2 separate regions of the Mus musculus genome follow, and region 2 is linked to region 1. A link is a loop called in an ENCODE intact Hi-C map of the cell type or tissue named here. Cell type or tissue: gastrocnemius. All regions are shown on one strand. Each heading gives the region's core, and the rest is flanking DNA. Links, peaks and the distances in the headings are about the cores only. Region 1 overlaps Mast2 (microtubule associated serine/threonine kinase 2). Region 2 overlaps Mast2 (microtubule associated serine/threonine kinase 2).

Evidence for each region. Hi-C counts contacts between places; a loop is a spot of excess contacts. Peaks named below come from ENCODE experiments on the same cell type or tissue, not always from the same donor. Only the 100,000 strongest peaks of a DNase experiment are listed, where the experiment ranks them.
Region 2: a loop joins it to region 1, with 4 times the contacts of the local background. A loop is called at or near these places in 14 of 42 quality-filtered maps.

The regions. Positions count from the first base shown.
Region 1 is chr4:116,338,318-116,348,123 of GRCm38, reverse strand. All of the region lies in intron 5 of Mast2 (microtubule associated serine/threonine kinase 2), which reads left to right. Among named protein-coding and RNA genes, the nearest start is that of Mast2, 120 kb to the left of the region's middle. In gastrocnemius, for the core only: a CTCF peak has its summit at 5,820 (motif pointing left); a DNase peak (open chromatin) is centred at 5,806.
Region 2 is chr4:116,443,337-116,453,142 of GRCm38, reverse strand. The region is part of intron 1 of Mast2 (microtubule associated serine/threonine kinase 2); the gene reads left to right. Among named protein-coding and RNA genes, the nearest start is that of Mast2, 16 kb to the left of the region's middle. In gastrocnemius, for the core only: a CTCF peak has its summit at 4,265 (motif pointing right); a DNase peak (open chromatin) is centred at 4,273.

The DNA.
Region 1 (9,806 bases), core at 947-8,946:
TTTATTATATCTCTAGAATTTATTTTCTTCTGCTTGAATAGTTAATAATTTAATTTGCTTTTTTTCCTAGTTTCAAATGTATAAACTTAGAATGAGTTTAGATTATCTGTTCTAGTATATCCATTAATGCAGTCAAGTATTGACTTCTGCATCTCACAAATTTTGTGCTTTCAATTTTATTTTGTTCAAAATATTTTCAAATGTTTTAAAGGTATATAATAAATAATATTTTTATAAATTTATTCCAGCTATCTTACTTTTATCGATTTCTAACTTTATTTTGCTCTAAGCAGATACAGAATGATTTCTGTTCTTCTAAGCTTTGTGAGATATATGTTCTGGTCAAGAATGTAGTTTGTTTTGATAAATTTTTCATATGATATGGTATGTAGATGTAATTGTTGTATTGTCCATTATATTCATATGACTGCTATGATAAGTTTAATTAGTCCTCAGTAAGTTTCTGCCTCCTAGATCTGCCATTTCTCTTGAAAGGACATTAAAATTTGTAACTATTATGTCACCTTCTATCACCCCTGATAGTGTTCATTTTTGCCTTATGCATTTTGATACTTTGTTGTTAGGCAAATACACTTTAAGACTTGGCATACTGGAGCTGGAGAGATGGCTTGTGGTTAAGAGCCCTTGCTGTTCTAGCAGAGAACTCAGATTTGGTTCCTAGTTGTCTCTGGTTCCTGGGGATCTGACATCCTCTTCTAACTTCATCAAGCACCAAGCATTTATGTGGAACACATACATGCATGCATACAGGCAGGTAAAAACATTCATACACATATAATAGTAATAATAAATTTTTTATTAAAATAATAATTGCCTGCAATGTGTTGGTTTTTTTTTCAACAAGTACTGGGAATTGAGCCACATGCTAAGCCAAATGCTTTCTTTATGTAGAAGTCAGTTTCTTGCCTATATAATTTTTTCTTTATGAACTGCTTTTCAACTATTTCTGTGAAGATAGATCTGCTGATATTAAATTACTAATATTTTTTGAAAAGGTATTTCTCCTCTGCTTTTGAAGACTATTTTCATAGGCATAGAATTCTAAGATTATTCTTTTTTTCTCTCTTCTCTCCCTCCCCTTATTCTATTTCACTCTGCTGTCACCTTTGTCTGTGAGGGTGTCATTTTGTGTGTGCTCTTCTGTGGAGAAGGCAGTGCTTCCCACCTTCTTCCAAGACTTCAAAACCCCTTTCTCTGATCTTCTGTGTGTACACATAAACCTGGATAGGTTGGACAGGGAGCTCATCCTTTCTATGCTTTCTCACTTTCCTTGCTCGACAGCTTTTATAAGACATTAGTTTGGGTTTTTAAAGAATCTATTTATTATTTTATGTTTATTGGCATTTTGACGGCATCTGAGTCCGTGTGGTCGTGTTTGGACCCCTGGAACTGGAGTTACACACAGGTGTGAGCTGCCAAGTGGGTGCTGGGAATTGATCCTGAATCCTCTGTAAAGAACAGCCAGTGCTCTTAACCACTGAGCTATCGCTCCAGTCTGCAGGGTTTTCCTTTCTTATTGTTCCAAATGTTCTTCTCTCCCTTCTCTGTTTCTTCTTCTCTTACTCAACCACAGGTCTGCTACAGCTTTCGCTGGTTGTCTCAGCTCCCAAATGTTCTCCTCCTTTTCCCTCTCCTCCTCCCCATTTCTCCTTACCTTTTCTATTTTTGGCATGTCTATTGCCATCTTCTTAAGTTGGTGATGTTTCCCTGAGATGTGTCCTGTCTGTCAGTACAGTATCCTTGACTTACAGTACAGTGGTTTTTGATCTTTAGCCTTACCTTTACTTCTGCAACACCCATCTGCTTTTGTAATTTCCCATATTTCTTGAGTGAACGTTTGGAAACTTGTCTCCTTTTCCATTCAAGCACATAAAGTATTAATCATAGGGATATTTTCCCTTCTTCTTTTGCTTTTTTAGTATGCCTTGTAAGTCTTTTTGTTTTGTTTTGAGACAAGGTCTTGCTATGCTACCTTGGAAGGCCTACCTAGCATTCCCTCCATAGACCAGCCTGGCCTCAGATCTACCTGCTTCTGCTGGAACTAAAGGTGTGCACCACCACACCCAACTCGTATTATTTTTTTGTTGTTGCTGTTAATAGATGGCTATAATGTACTACATAAATTAACCACAGTAAATTTGATAGGGTTGGGAGAGAAGTATTCTCTAGTTGTATATTTGAGTCTAAGTCTTTGGATGGTCCATGCTGCAAACCTTATAAACTAGCATATTTTAGTTTAATTCCCCCAGATTATGTGGGCCGGAGATTCTAAGTAGCAGGAGTTGAGTGTTTCTTTTCCAATAGATGAAGTACATTTTTGTAGTTTCTTCAGCAGCTGGCCTTCGTTAAGAACAGAATGCCCTGACTTTTTCATAATGGTCCTTCTTCCTCTGCTTCTTCTCAAATCAAATGAACTTTTTCTTAAAACATTCACTGTGAGAATCTGGTAACTTCCCTGTGCATAAAATTTACCTATACTTAGAGAGACGGTTAGAGCGATGATTCAGTGGTTCACAGTGCTGGTTACTCTTGCAGAGGACCTAGGTTTGGTTCTCAGCACCTCCATAGCAGCTCACAGTAACAGTTGTTACCAGTCTCAGGAGATCCAGTGCCCTCTTCTGACTTCCTCAGTCACCATGAGTACACAAGATACACAGACATTGATCCAGCCAAAACGCCCATGCATATTGAATAAAAAAATACATTATCCAGCAACTCTTAACTCTTAGCATAGCCTATACTAAGCTTGGACAAATTGTCCATTGCAGGCCTTCTTACTGGTTCCCAAGGAGGTTTTTGTTTATGAAAGTCTTGTCTATAAATTCAGATATCCTGCATCTGCTTCTGCTTCTTTATTTCCACTTTGGGAAGCAGTGTTTGTCCTGTAACTTCAACTTCTCTGGCAATCTGAGATTGTCCTCCTCCTCCTCCTCCTCCTCCTCCTCCTTCTTTCTTCTTCTTCTTCTTTTTTCTTCTTCTTTCTTCTTCTACTTTTTCTCTTTCTCCTCCTTTCTTCTTCTTCTTCTTTCTTCTTCTTCTTCTTTCTTCTTTCTCCTTCTTCTCCTTTCTTCTTCTTCTTCTTCTTCTTCTTCTTCTTCTTCTTTCTTCTTCTTTCTTCTTTCTTCTTCTTCTTTCTTCTTCTCTTTCTTCTTCTACTTCTTCTCTTTCTTCTTCTCCTTCTCCTCCTTCTTTCTCCTCCTCCTTCTCCTCCTTTCTTCTTCCTCCTCCTCCTCCTTCTCCTTCTCCTTTCTTCTTCCTTCTTCTTCTTCTTCTCCTCCTCCTCCTCCTGCTCCTCCTCCTTCTTCTTCTTCAATACAGGGTTTCTCTGTGTACAGCCCTGGCTGTCCTGGAACTCACTTTGTAGACCAGGCTGGCCTCAAACTCAGAAATCCGCCTGCCTCTGCCTCTGCCTCCCGAGTGCTGGAATTAAAGGTGTGCACCACCACGCCTGGCTCTGAGATTGTCTTCTTATTTATTATTAAAAACATGTAGCATTTGATTTACTGTATTCTCTTCAGTTTCACTCCTTTGTTATTGGTTGTTTAGATATGCTCATAATTTTGAGCTTTCCAGTGTTGTGCCATTCAGATTTTTTTCTACTACTAACTTTGCAGTGAGTTATCCTCCTCTTGTACCCTATGCGTATTATTCTATTATTTGTTTTAACCTTTGTCTCTATAGTTTCATTCTTCTTCTTTGTGCTTTGTAGGTACTACCTCTAATCATTCTAGTTCTGTCTTTCTGAAAGTCCACCTCTGATCCCAGCACTTCTGGTGCTGGGTCCTTATAGTGAGATGTTGTCTGTGCATTTATGATGCAATTGAGCATTACATGGAGTGTGGAAGACATAAACATTGCAGATAAGATAAAAAAAAAAACCTGCATGTCTAGATGAGTTCCTGGGAGTAATGACCAGAAACTAAAGGTGCATTCTTGTTCTTAAAGGTCAGAGTAGGGAGAGCACAGAAGAAAAGAAGGAGGAAGAAGAGGAGGAAGAAACACTAGTGTCTTGGCGCCAACAGCAATAAGAACAAGTATTTCAAGTGGAGCTATCAGTGACATGAAGTCTGAGGACTGCCATTTGGATGTAGTGTGGTGTCAGTGTTGATATTTGGTAGCTGCTTTGATGGAATATTAGTGGCCAGGGACTGATTAGAGAGTCAAAAAGAAAATGGTAATACTAAGTGTAGAAACATTACTATAAAAATAGGAAGCAATATAACTCAGAGGTGTAAATCCCTTGCCTGATGTGAACAAGACCCTAGATTAGTTCCCTTGCACAAAAGGAGAAAAAGTTAGAAATGTAATGTATTGTGTGCTGATGGAAGTCATTCCATGTAGTAAAAACCTTGGCCATTCCTGAAAAGGGGCAATGTCTACCACAGTCCTTGTGTGGCTGAGATGAAATGAGATCTAGTATGTAAGCAGATTGACCTTAGCTAGGATCTCAGACAGTTATGTGCACTTTTGAAGGAATAGGGAGAGTGGGAATATAGCACAGACATTAGAAGGTATAGTAATGAGAGCTTATCTAGGTTATTTTCTGATTACTTCTCCTCCCTCTCTGAAGTTAAAAGTGGGATAATTATCTGAGAGCCTGAGGAGAGAGGGTAAACTATAAAATAGTGTCTTAAACCGATTTGAGAATAAACACAATAAAACTTTGGTCTGATTTTTATGCAGAGACAGTGGAATCAGTGGATCATAGGGTAATATGAAACTGGCCAGCCTCATTGTGTAGCATTCTCTAGAAACTTCTCAAGGCTGGGATGTTGAAAGATTATGAGGACAGTGAGGTCACTCTTGTCAAAAGTCATGATAAAGAGAATGCCATGAATTCAGGAATAACACTTTTTATAGTGAAGGTAGAGTGTAGTATGTTCTGATGACTTCAGAAAGCAGTCGTTTTTGATGATGTGATTTCAGACCTGGGTAGTTTTATGTCAAAGGAGAGAGAATGCCTAAAAGAGAAGATGGAAAGCTAACAAGGTATGCAGGTCCCTTGTCAGAAGCAGTATATGAAAGGAGAACTGCAGAGGAAGCTGCCACAAGTAACAGCCAACTTGAAACATAAGGACTGTATTAAGCCCATGCTCATTTAATAAGCTATCATAAAGCAAAGTGGTACCTTCTAAGATAGTTGTATAGTAAGCAAAGTTCAAGCCAAGGCAACATATCTGTAAGTACAAAAGAACCTGTTATAGTTAGAAAATAAAAATGCATGTCTTCATTATGTATGTTTCCAGATTATAAATTGAATTGCTAATTGAATTTGTTAAGAGGATAAAGTAAGTTATGGGAGAGCTATCCATTTTATAGTGAGTTAAGATATTAATATCTTGTGTCATTCTTGTACCTAAGATCTGTGGACTGTGGATGTTTTTATGAGGTTTGTAAGTCTCCTGAGCTTGTATTGCCAGTTTTACATTCATACTTATGTTCATTTTCCTGGAAGATGAATTTATGAAGTTTTCCAACGTTGTTTCTTAACCTAAAAAGAGAGTGTTTTTTAAGGCTTAAATCACAAAGTTGAAGGTCATGCTTAAATTTCTTTCTCGAACAATACAGAAAATAGGTTTAATAGGAATGCAAACAAAAGTCTAAGAAAATCAGAACTACATTATCCTAAAAGTGAGCACTTACCACATTAGCAAAATGATAAGAGAAACACTTTCTGGGGCTTGGAAAGGTGGGTTGTACTAGTTAAGAGCCATTGCTGTTCAAGCCATAGGAGAGGGCTGTAGTTCAGGTCCCACTGCTCACATTCAGTGACTAAAGGATTCAGTGCCCTCTTGTGGCCCCTGTGATGTATGCACATTTACACATAAACCAGTTTTTAAGAATGAAAAAAACACTATCACTTCTTTCAGCTTGCAACCTTTTTGCCACAAGTATATAATTATCTGATTAAAAATATTAAAGTTGCTAAAAGGAGTGCCACAGTTGGCAATTGGGAGACCAGTTAAAAGTCCATTGCCATTATCCGGGTATAAGAGGTTATTAGATGTGGAGAAATACATGAACACAGAAAAAACATAGGTGGCTAAAGCACTAGAATACAGTATCTCCTTATTTCCTGCTTGGGTAATGAGTGGGTAAGGATGCCATTAAGTGAGACAAGGAACACTAATAGGAAGAATAGATTTAGGACTCTTCTTTCAGAGTCCACATAGACAAAAGTTACTTATAAAGCTAAAAACAAAAAGATTGTTTTCATTAAGCGGTATTGGGACAGTTGAATATCCGTATCAAGAAACACTAAAAGGCAGGACTGGGGAGGTGGTTTAGTGGATGAACCACTTGCCAGGCAAGCATGTGGGTCCCCAGAACCCACATAAAAGCCTGGCAGGCCTTGCAGCTTGCCTATAATCTGTGCACTCCCAACACTTCCTATAGAACCTGGCTAGCTAGAATAACTGGAATCATTACATGCCAGGTTCAGCAAGAAACCCTACTTGAATAAGTGAAGTGGAAAGCAATTAGGGAAGACATGCACATCTACTTTGAGCCTACATATGTGATCAAGAGGCCTAGAGAGGAGGACCAAGAGAATGTGTGGCCAAAATGGCTATAATTATATAGGAGCCAGAAGCTGGGGGAATGGAAGCTCAGCCCCTATGCTGGAGTTTAGGGGAGGACCCAGGGTGAGAGGTTCTGGGGGAGTCAGAGGTACTGAATGAGACTTGACCCACCTTTCTTTGGGACCTGAATATAAAAAGATTAATAATTTGACTACTTGAAAATTAAGAATTTTTAGTTACCAAAAGATACTCCAGAGACAGTCAAAAGGCAATGAAATAGAAGATAATTGTGACTCATGTGACAAAGGGCTCTTGATTCAGGACAGTTAAGGAACACTTGTAAATAATAGTATAATTGAAAAATAGCTAAAGACACACCTAAAAAGATACAGTTTCATTAGTTATTGCCAAATTAAAGTCATAAAAATATTCTCTTCTTTGATGACTTACTGAGTTGAGTGGTCATGTGGGAGGGAGGGGGCAGTGGCCCTAATGGTGGGGATATAAATTGGTAGAACCATTTTGCAAAAAGATTGGCATTTTTTAAACATAAAATTGCAAAACGTACTAACTAAAACACAAAAGGCTGCTTCTGTAATTCCATTTTTATGACATGTCTAGGCTAGGCATTATATATTAACAGAAAGCCTAAAGGTTGCCAGAGGTAGAGGGGATTAAAGAATGTCTAAACTCAGGCTGATGTTGACCTTAGTGAGGAGGACAAGGGGTTTATTGGGAATGATTATGTAGGTGACTTGGGAAGGTAGCATTGTTTAACTTGCTATTTTCTACACAGGTGCTTGCTACATAATTGTGTTCTTTTATAACCAAACTGTAAGGGAAGCAGCTGTCTCAGGATCAGCTGAGTGCTTCTGGTTTGTATGTGGTAGTTGTTTCATTATAACTTAGTAGCATTACCCCCTTCCATCCACTAAAGAGCTTGGTAGAGCCCAAAAAACCTGTTCTGTGTGCTGCTACATTTTTTGTTCTTTAAAATATTAATGTTCTAGCGTGTTACTCTTCCTCCAAGTAAGTCTTATTTAAGTTACTGATGTTTTTATTCTGTTAGAAACTTTCAAATATTGACAACATTTTGAACTTTTTAAGGTAAAATAAGTATTTGAAAAATAGAGAATTGCAATAAAGGTGGGCATACAAATTATTCTCTTAGACTTTTGACATCTGTAATTATACCAAAATTAATTCCTGGACAGGAATGGTGGTTTTATTAAAGTGATGACTCACTTTAATAAAAGGTAGTTTCGGGCCGAGGGGCTGGTCACCAGAGAAACTAACCATGTGGTTACAGGGTTGAAACTTTGAGCCAACCTGATCTCCAAGAAAGAGACTGGGCCTCAAGATTGAGTTCAACTATATAATAAAATCCCAATTTAAAACAAGCAGACTCAGGACACACCAGCTCAGTAGAGATTCCTGATTTATAAACACATCTATGTGCTGATAGACACACCCTTATTCCACACTGCAGGCACAGCAGCTCTAATGTCCCTCACAGACCTTAACCCACTCCAGTATAGTCTATAGTACAACTAGAATAAATGTGTTGCTTTCTTGAGTTGTTCTAGTGAATTATTAAACCCTTAAAGGGAACTATGGGGACTTAACAAGTTTGTGGTCAGTCAATTTCAAAGACCTACCCCAAGGCTGGGATTGTTTTTAGGAAAATGGAAGTCTTCTTGAAGAATTTGGTCTTTTTTTTTGTTTTGTTTTTTAAATATTAAAGGCAGGTTTATTGGGAAGCTGCTTTTGGGTGATCGAGTTCACAGGCTCCAAGGACAGAGGCAAGGGAAATGGCCAAGAGGGTTGGAGAGTGGGTAGGGATGGAAGAAAAAGAGAGAAAGGGCACTTGCATAGAGAGAGGAGAGAGAGAGAGGGAGAAATGAAGGGGGGAGGGAAAGGGGAGAGAGAGACAGACAGACAGACACCAAAGAATTTGCTCTTAACCTGTCTGTGAGATCTACACTTAGTCTTTATGCTTTTTCTCAGAACTGAATGATACAGTACCTACAGTTAGAGTTGGGGTCTGAATGGCTTTGGGAAGACTATTGGAACATGGACCATTGGAGAGAATGTTTATAAACTTCTAGACTACCAGGCTGGGGGAACCCATCATTATATCCCCTTGCTTATAGAAGGCTTTGTTTTGTTTTGTTTTGCTTTGCCAAAACCTTTCGCAGTCCCTCTTTCCCCCCAACTATATATATACTATATACCCTCTCACTAATTATATTCATTAAAAACAGATCCCAGCTGGCTGTAGTGGCTCATACATTCAGGAGGCAGAGGCAGAGGCAGAGGCAGAGGCAGGTGGATCTTTGAGTTTGAGGACAGCCTGGTCTACAGAGTGAGTTCCAGGACAGCCAGGGCTAAACAGACAAACTGTCTCAAACAAGGAAAAACAAGTCCCAGAGATTTCTCTGATTGCTTCTTTTACTAAGTTATCATTAAATTTCATGGTGGTCAAAGTATTTTATTGATTTTAAATTATTTAAAATGTATTTAATTTTACTATGGCCCTGAATATGATGATATTCTTTAGTAAATTTCTCATGTCACTGAAAAAAAAGCATATAGTCTACTACCGTATTGCAGTCTTCAATTAGTCGGTAGTGTTGTTTAAGTTGTCTATATATTCATCTCCATCTCATTTGTTAATTTATTGATTAGTATGGGCTAATAGATACTTATCTTCTAGTTAGAATCTTATTTATTTGTCTGTTTAAATTGTAGCTGTGGCCACTGAAAGGAAGTCCCTTAATTTGATTCCTGTTTTGTGACATATCCCATCAGTGCTGTTTGGTTTCTGTTTTCTTTTTAGGGCTATTTGCAACTTCCTTGCCTTCTAACACTGAAATGCATCCTGCTCATCTGTATTTCTTTTCTTTTCTTTGTTTTTTTTTTTGTTTTGTTTTGAGACAGGGTTTCTCTGTGTAGCCTTGGCTGTCTTGGAACTCACTCTGTAGACCAGGCTGGCCTTGAACTCAGAAATCTGCCTGCCTCTGCTTCCCAAGTGCTGGGATTAAAGGCGTGCGCCACCACCACTCAGTTCATCTGTATATCTTATATCAGTCTTAGAGTCAGTCATTTCTTCAAGAAGCTTGAGGGGTGTTTTTTTTGGGGGGGGGGTTGGGATTAGTATTAGAAACCAAGATCTGAGTAACAGCTTTCCCTTAGTCTTACAGACTCCATTTCTAGAGTTTCTTACGTCAACAGTTTTTTTTTTCCCACTTCTTCAGTGGCATT
Region 2 (9,806 bases), core at 935-8,934, 110 kb before region 1:
CCTAGTGTCCCTCTAGGAAAATTTTTGCTTCCTGTCCCCACAACTATAGGTTCTGCTGGCTTAGAAGTTTTGGTTCCAGAGGGGGAATGATCCTACCAGGAGCCACAACAAATATTCCATTGAACTGGAAGCTCAGACTTCCCCCTAGTCATTTTGGGCTTCTAATGGCCTTAAACCAACAGGCTAAGAAGGGAATCGTGTTAGGAGGGGTGACAGATGCAGATTACCATGGGGAAATTGGATTGCCTCTCCACAATGGAGGTAAGCAGGATTATGTCTTGGAGTGCAGGAGATCCCTTAAAATGTCTCTTAGTACTACCATGTCCTGTGATTAAAGTCAGTGGGAAACTACAACAGCCTAATCCAAGCAGGATGGCAAGGGATGCAGGCCCATCTGGAATGAGCCAATACCTGCTGAGGTGCTTGCAGAGAGTAGAGGAAATATAGAATAGGTAGTAGAGAAAGGTAGTTAATAAATACCAGCTAAGACCATGTAATCAGTTGCAGAAATGAGGATTATAAAGTAATATGAATGCTTCTATTTTACTTGGTTAAGAACACATTTGTCTTTCTTCCAATTTCTTTAACATCAATTGGTGTTTAAGTTGAGATACTAAAAGAATATTCCCAAGAGACATTGCCCCATTGTAAGTCTACAAATGCGTTTGCGATTGTACGAGGAATAGTTATATCATGTGAGGCGTATTCATGACTTTGTTATTGTTTCATGAGGACATGAGATATTATTTGTGTCAAGTTGACAAGGGGTGGATTGTAGTGGCTATTCCTGGTTGTCAACTTGACTATATCTGGAATGAACTACAATCCAGAATTGGAAGGCTCACCTGTGATCCTCATCTTAAGGCTGGTAGATACAAGTTTCTGACCCAAATCTTGGCATGGAGATCTTGAAGCATACTGGCTATGAATCCCAGGAGACTTAAGGCAAGATCATCTCTGACTTCAAGGTCATCTGGGACAAAGCAAGTCCCAGATCCCGGCGTTGTGGCACACACCTTTAATCTGGGCCACACCTTCTGCTGGAGATCCACATGAGAACATTGGAAGAAGGAAGATTCTCTCTGTACCTTGTGGGACTGAGCAATTTCTAGATCCTTGGACTTGCATTTACAGCTTCTGCTGACCATTGTTGGGGAGTTGGCCTATAGATTGTAAGTCATTAACAAATTCCCTTACTATGTAGAGACTACCCATAAGTTCTTTTTTTGGTTTTTTGAAACAGGATTTCTCTGTGTAGCCCTGGCTGTCCTGAAACTCACTCTGTAGACCATGCTGGCCTCAAACCCCTGCATCTGCCTCCCAGGTGCTGGGATTAAAGGTGTGAGTCACCACTGCCTGGCCCATAAGTTCTTTGACACTAGAGAACCCTGACTAATACAATGTGTTTGGGTGTTTTGCCTGTATGTATGTCTGTGTGTCATATGTCCACAGAGGCCAGAAGAGAGCATTAGATCTCCTGGAACTTGAGTCACAGACATTTGTGTGCTACAATTTGGGTTCTGGGAGTCAAACCCTGGTCCTCTGCAAGAGCAGCCAGTGTTCTTAATCACTGAGCCATGTTTTTAGCTTGCCCAAATTAAACTTTAGATGTTCACTTCCCAGTCTGTGTCTTTTCTAGTCTTTCCATGTTACCAAATAGCACCACCATTCATATTCATTAAGTTATTCAGACCACATCTTGGACTCTGTCACTGATTATGTGTGTCTGTGTGAGAATGTGAGTGTTCAGGTGCTTGTGGAGTTTGTCCTGTTAGGCACTGAACTCCATTCTTCTGGAAGAGCAGCAAGAACTCTTAAGAGATGTACCATCTCTCCATAAATGTTGTTGTTGATGCAAGGTCTCACTATGTAACTCAGGTAGGCCAGGGACTCATTAAGTAACAGAGGATGGCCTTAGTCTCAAATCTCTTTTTAAATCTAACAAGTACTGATTTGATTTGTTCCTTTTTATTTTTTTAGACTTCTTTATAGTGTATCTGTGTGTATTAGGGTTTTATTGATGTAAAGAGACACTGTCACTATAACAACTCTTAGAAAACATTTAATTGGGGCTGGCTTATAAGTTCAGAGGTTTAGTCCATTGTTGACATGATGGGAAGCATCGAAGCATGCAAGATAGACATGGTGCTGTCAAGGAGCAGGCAGCATGAAGGGAGAGGGACATTGGGCCTGGCTTGGGCTTCTGAAAACCCAAAGCCTACCCCCAGTGACACACTTCCTCAAACAAGGCCACATTTCTCAATAGTGCTACTTCCTATGAGAATATGGAGGCCATTTTTCATTCAAAGCACCACACTCTGTGTGTGTGTGTGTGTGTGTGTGTGTGTGTGTGTGTGCGCGCGCACTTGTACCTCCGAAGACAAGGTCACAGAACAAGTTGATGGAGTTGATGCTTTCCTGCTATACAGATTCTAAAGATGGAACTCAATTATCAACTTGTCTGTGTAACAAGTGCCTTTACCCACTGAGCCAAGCTGCTGGTCCTGTGATTCTGTTCTTAACCTTTCATTTTACATCCAGTCCCTCATGTCTATTAGGTACTACATTCAAATTGAGGAAACCACCCTACTCATTTCCACCATTTCTCTATACTGTCAGACTGGGTAATGGTGGCCCCCATGCCTTTAATCCCAGCACTTGGGAGGGAGAGGAAGGTAGATCTTTGTGAGTTTGAGGTCAGCCAAAGATACACAGACAAATCCTGCCAAGGGCTGGTGGGGAGGGGGGAGGTAGAACTACAGAATCTACAGTGTTACCCCGTTAGATCTTTCATGTAAATTCCTATGAGTTTCATGACTCATCTTCTGTCCTATTCTTAGTGGTCTCTTCCTTGTGTGATATTTTACACATAGAAAATCATTCTGTAGAACCTTAAGTATGAGCTTGTCACTTTACTAAAAAACCTTTACAGTTGTTTCCTTCATAATTTAGATCAAAGTCCAAAGGGCTGTTGACTTTGTCCTGTAAGACTTTATGAAATCTGGCCCTTGGCCTAACTTCCTCATCTTGTTTACTAGCTCTAGTCACAATGGCTGCCTTGGTGGTCCCCAAGTATAGTAAACATTTCTGTCTACCTGAGAACATTTAAAAAGATTACTATTGCTTTAGGGATTTTTTACTTATGGTTTCTGTATCTAGAATTCCCTTTTCCAGATGGATGTGTACAGATGGTTTTCTTACTTTGTTCATGTCTGTTGAGATAATGCTTCCTTTGTTGTTGTTGTTGTTTTGTCTGTTTGTTTATTTTGGTTTTTTGAGACTGTTTTTCTCTGTGCAGTCCTGGCTGTCCTGGAACTCATTCTGTAGACCAGGCTTGCCTCAAATTCAGAAATCCACCTGCTTCTGTCTCCCACGTACTGGGATTAAAGGCGTGGGCCACCACTGCCTGGTGAGATAATGCTTTTTTTTTAATAGTTTAATGTATTTTAATAGCAAACTTACAGGAATAGCACAGAAGACAGACAACATTAAAAACAGGTACTTGTCTGTAGGGCAACTCAGTTAGAAAAGTATAGTGAATGGATGGAATCTACTGTGTGATAAAAATGCTACAAACACCATTTAGTTGCCGTCAATAAGAAATTACTTATTTTTAAAAAATCCAAATGCTGTTATTGTCCAGAAAATTTTAACAGGTTTATTTATAATTGTTATGAAGTTGAACTGTTAAAATGTGTTCTGAAACATTTTGCTTGCATTAATGCTTTACATCTTGCATTTATATTAAAAATACACACAAGTAAACATGGAGAAACTGCCAATACCTGATTCTGTCCCCTCTGTTTCCACTTGCAATCATATACTTAGGTACCTTTGACCCCATGGAAAAAATATCTAACATTCAGAACTACTGATTACAGGAAGAAGAGGAAAAAAAATTTTTTTAAGAATGAAATGTTTCCCCTCATAGTGGACTCTTAATCACGTTCTCCACGTATGCGGCTTGCTAGCTGGATATCTTTTGGCATAATTGTTACAGGTTTGGCATGGGTAGCACACAGATTGGTATCTTCAAAAAGGCCAACCAGATAGGCCTCGCTTGCCTCCCGCAAAGCACCAATAGCTGCACTCTGGAAGCGCAGAGCAGATCTGTTTTGAAGTCCTGAGCAATTTCTCGCACCAGATGCTGAAAAGGGAGCTTGGGAATCAGAAGCTCAGTGGACTTCTGATAGCATCTGATTTCACTGAGTGCCACAGTACCAGGCCTGTAATGATGAGGTTTCTTCACTCCCTCCAGTAGAGGGCGCACTCTTGTGAGCAGCTTTTGTAGTCAGTTGTTTCCTGGGTGCTTTACCAACCGTGGATTTGCGGGCAGTCTGCTTTGTAAGAGCCATGGTATGGACACCTCCTTACTTACCCCCCTTCTCCTTCGGCTGGAGCTCAGCAAGCAAGAGGTGGCACTGGCATTGGAGAGCGGCAAAGGCTGCGAACACAATTTGAGATAATATTCTTAAAGAAACCTTTCTTGACTATCTGTTCCAAAATAACTCTCATGGTCACTTCCTTTTCTCGTTGTATTCTTATCTTCTATTGATAGTATGGCCACATTTTTTGGTACTTACTGATTTTCTTCCATATTAGAACATTTGCTCCTTAAGGGTAGTAATTTGTGTCTCTTTTTCTGACTTCCAGCTCTCTATGCATTTTGAATTCTATTTTCTTTACAAAATAAATAATAAATTCTTCATGACTGATAGTACAGTGAATGAAATAAGAGTCATGCTGGGCTGTTAGGTAGGCAGTTGTTGTGCAAGCCTGGTGACCAGAGTTAGATACCTGGAGCCAATGTTAAAAGTATATCTGCAATTCTAGCACTTCAGTGAGCAAGATGGGTGGTGGGAATAGGAGAATCAAGCAGAAGCTCATGGGCTATCTAGCTTGAAGTATGAAGCACAGCAGAAACAGCAAGAGAGACCCCTTCCTTTAAAACAAAAAAGATGGAAGGAGAGAACCCAACTCTTGAAAGTTTTCTCTGGCCTCCACCAGTTTTCTTTATAAAGAACCTATCTTAGAATGGGATGCATATATCTCCACTGATTTGAGAATGTAATTAAGATTTAAACTTTAGAGGCCCTTATTTCTAAATTCTGAGGTATGCTATGACAACTATAGTATTAGGAGTGCTCACTGTGGGAGAAGTTGAGCTATTTCAAAATCCTTTAATACTTAATTCACCAAAGTAGAGCTACTTTCTAGTATTGTTAGGTTTTCTGTTAGGTATTTAGGAATGATTTATGAAGCAGAACATTTGGATATAGTTGGCAGTAGTTTTTGTTTTGTTTTGTTTTGCAAGACAGGGTTTCTGTGTAGCCCTGGCTGTCCTGGAACTCACTCTGTAGACCAGGCTGGCCTCGAACTCAGAAATCCGCCTGCCTCTGCCTCCCAAGTGTTGGGATTAAAGGTGTGCACCACCACCGCCCGGCTTGGCAATAGTTTTTAAAGTTATTTTAAAGGGATGTTATTAATGTGATTTTTTTTTTTTTTTTGGTTCAGGTAACCCTGGGATATTTAGTTTCTGCCTTTGACTACTCAAAGAAAGAGACATTGTTATTCTAGCTCAGACTTTGGTCTTTATATCAGTTAGGGAACACTGGTTGCTGTAATAGATACATTCAGAATGACCTAGACTGATACACACTTTTCCATTCTCTATCTTGGTTCTTGCAAGGTCGCCTGAGGATGATGGGCCAGCATAATCATTTTCACTTGTATTTTACTTCTAAAATCAGTTACAGGCCTCTAGCTAACTGCTAGAAGGCTGAGGACATTATATAGATGCTTAGGAAGGGAATCATATTTTATCAACTTGTAGCTATTCTCTGCTTTGGACCTATAACCTTGGTGTAGTCGGTAGAATTTTAGTTTCCTTTTATTCTTTTCAGAGCCCACAGAGTTTTGTGTCACCACCATTTTGGATTTTAGAAAAGGCCTTGTTCCCCACACCTGATAGAAAATCTAAAAAAACTTCTTTTCCTTTGCTTTTGGTACATTAGATCTTTGACTACCCTACACTCATGAGGCTTTGATTATAATCTGTTGTTAGATTGTGATAGTAACGATGCAGATGAATTAGCTTAGGGGGTAGGGTGCAGCCCAATGTGCAGGGTGCTTGCCTAGCGCATATGAAGCCCTGGGCTTACTACACAGCACTGCACAACAGACGTGATGCTGTATTAGAATCATGAGACAGAGACAGACAGAGTCGTTCTTAGCTATAGAGAGTTTTAGGCCAGCCTGGGAAAACGTGAGGACCTGTCTCAAAAAAAAAAAAGTTTAATAATCCAGTAAGTTACAAAGTGACCTGAAGTTGAAGCTGGAATTTCATGTAATTTGTAATATTTTCATATTGATAATATTTCATGAAGTATTTGCTTTTCTACTTTTAAAACATAAAAAATAGGGCTGGAGAGATGAATTAGCTGTTAAGAGCGCTGACTGCTCTTCCAGGGGTCCTAAATTCAATTCCCAGCATCCACATGGTGTGGCTCACAACCATCTATCTATAACCTGATGCCCTCTCATGTATCTGTACTCATATAAATAAAATAAATAGATAAATATTTTAAAAAAACATAGAAAAATACTTCTATCTTCCTAGCTGGGTCTGGCAGATGGGTAGGCTTTGGTTTGCCAGTCTCGATCTATGTTGCTATATTCAAATCAGTTTGTTTACTCTATAGTAGTATGTTGATTTATTCATTCATCATTCATACTTTTTTCCTTTTTTTTTTTTTTTGAGACCGTCTATATACCCCTGGTTAACCTAACCTAGAATTCTCTTTATAGATCAGGCTTGCCTCTAACACACAGAGAGATCTGTCTGTCAAGTGCTGGGACTAAAGGGATGTGCCACCTTGTCTGGGTATATTGTGAATAAATGTCAATTTATTCCTTAGGTTATTTCCATCCTTTTTGTTAAAGTGCTACAGTAAATAATCTTAAACTCATCTATCTTTTTTGCACATGTTCTAGAGTTTCTCTTCTTGGGTGCTATTTTCAAATTGTTTTTTATGTGATTATACCAAATATGTGTGTGTTCATATTTATATGTATTCATTTATTTTGAGACAGTCCTGGCAGGCCTAGAATGGAATACGTAGGCCAGGTTGGCCTTGAGCTCACAGAGATCCACCTTTTTCTCTGTCCCCTGTGATCAAAGGTGTGAAATACTATGCCTGGTTTCCAGTTTGTATGTTGTCAATAATGATTCCTTATGTCCTTGTCAACTCCTATCAGGTTATTACTTTTTATTTATTTACTTCCTGAGATTAAACACCATCTTAGTGTTTTTATTTTATTTTTATAATGTGTGCATGTCTGTGTATGTGAGCACAGGCACACATGAAGAGGCATCGGATCCCCCTTGGGCTGAAGTATGGACAGCTGTAGGCCATACAGCATAGGTGCTGGGAGTGGAGCTTGAGTCCTCTGCAAGAGCAGTAGTGGTTCATGCTGCATCCCAGGGTTTTTAAAAACATTTTGCTTTTTTTTGCTTTTTTTTCTATTGCTTGCGTACAATTCTTTATATCATTTAGAAACAGTATGGAGAAAAAGCAGGCTTTGAAGTTAGATTTGAATTCTTTGTAGTGTAATAGGTTTGAATTTGAAATAAAAATGACTGTCTTAGGGCTGAAGAGATAGCTCAGTGGTTAGGAAGGTTTGGAGTGACAGCACCATTGTTAAGAACACTAGCTCCTCTTTCCTAGGAACTGGGTTCAATTCCCAGTACCCACATGATGGATTATGACAACCTCTAACTTTTATTCCAGGGGATCCAATGCTTTCCTTTGACATTAGGGGACACTAGGTATGCATGTGGTACACGTACATATGCATAGGCAAAACCCTGCCTCGAAAGAACCAAAACACCACCACCACCACCACTACAAATCTTAAAAGAGTGAATTAAATAAGAAAACGATGGTCTTATATGCCCCAGTACAGGGGAATGCCAGGGTCAAAAAGTGGGAGTGGGTGGGTAGAGGAGTGGGGGGGGAGGGTATGGGGGACTTTTGGGATAGCATTGGAAATGTAAATGAGGAAAATACCTAATAAAGATTAAAAAAAAAAAGAAAACGATGGTCACCCTGAGCTGCTCTGAGGAGCCTGAAGAGACTCGCAGAGGCTTCGAAGGGGAGATGCAGCAGTAGAGGATGAGCCTGCAGAGTGTGTAGTATCTCCAGAACAAGTGAGAAAAGAAAGGTCTTATAGGAAGATGCTTTTAAACGAGCCTCCCCGCCCCCATGTGTGGACAGGGGGATATATTGTGGGGCACGTGACTTACTACAGCTTCCATGATGAGATGATTTTCTGTGTTTTTGTTGTTTGTGTGTATTTTTTATTTTATGGGGGAGGTTGCAAGAGTGAAAGGCCGATATGAGTGGATGGGGAGATGATACAAGAGTGCATGATATGAAACTCACGAAGAATAAATAAAAAGAAAAAAGTGGCTTCATGGAGAAAAAGATGTCAGAGAGAAGCAGAACTAGAGACATAGCAGCAGCTGTGTGGGTGACTGGTATGGGTGATAGGAACATGGACGGCTACTGGGGACAAAAGAGGATGTCACTGGTGGAGTAGAGTTGGTGGTCCTTGCCTGCCGAGAGACCTGCACTACCACTGGCCACTGCTGTTGCTGCCTGGTTGCTTACTTGCCTGCTAGTCCTGCTGGGGTTTGACGAGTGAGGGCCCACAACACAGCTCATAGGATGCAAGCACAGTGGTCTTGCCCAGGGACCCACTGTAGTGGCTGATGCCGAGAGCAGGGAGGTATGTAGTGGCCTTCTTCCCCTTAATGCATTGCCCTGTTGCAAGATCACCCTGACTTTGGCCAACAACAGGATATCCAAGATGAGTCTCAGTGATAGTCCAGAATTTAATGTTACTTTAGAAATCTTGAAGCAGACCAATGACTCATTGCAATAAGCATTTGCATGTAAAGCTGCTTGGGCAAAAAAAATATAATGTGTGATATCCAGCAGTTTGCAGTGCCACTTCAGTAAGTGAAGGTGTGATAGAGATGGGAAGATGATGGAGTGTTGGTTGGGGAGCGGCACAGGTATTTGTGGCAGAGAGAGGTGACAGATATGGGAGTGTAGCCAGTAGACCAAGGAGCATGTTATTGCCAAGTAGGGCAGAGTGGTGTACAGCAGCTTGGAGCTCGAACAGGTTCTGCCCCTGTACTCGCTGCCCATCCACACAATTACCTTGGCTCTGAGTAACAAGGAATCTGAGCTGAAGAATGAATGGTTCATTTTCTGGATTACGCCTCTTCTAATCAAAAGATCTCCATGCTGCTGTCCTTGGTCCATGCTGCTGCCTGGGGTCATGTTGATGTTTGTGGTCAATACTGCTGCCTGAGACCACGTCGATGTCTATGATCAGGGCTCTCACAGAAACCATGTTGATTTGCTTTGAGTGCTGCCACCTGAGGTCATGTAGATGTCTGTGGTTCTGTGCTTCTGCCTGAAGCCATCTTGATGGCTGTGGTCCATGCTGCTACCAGAAACCATGTGGGAAGTCCATGATCTGTGCTGCCACAGGCTGTATGGGCAAGGAAGCTTCTTTTGAAGTGGTATTGACAGTTGCAGGCTTCTAACTGAGAGACATTGTAGGCTTCTGTGACAATCCTCTTTTTAAAAAGTCCCCTTAAAGAAACAGTCCAGACAGGAAACTATTGAAGAAAGTCTAGAAAAATTGTGATTAAAATGCTGAGGTGTAGCTCTCCACAGTTGGTGGCTTCTAATTGGGGTGGGGTGGGGGTGGGAAAGGACTCATTTATCTTT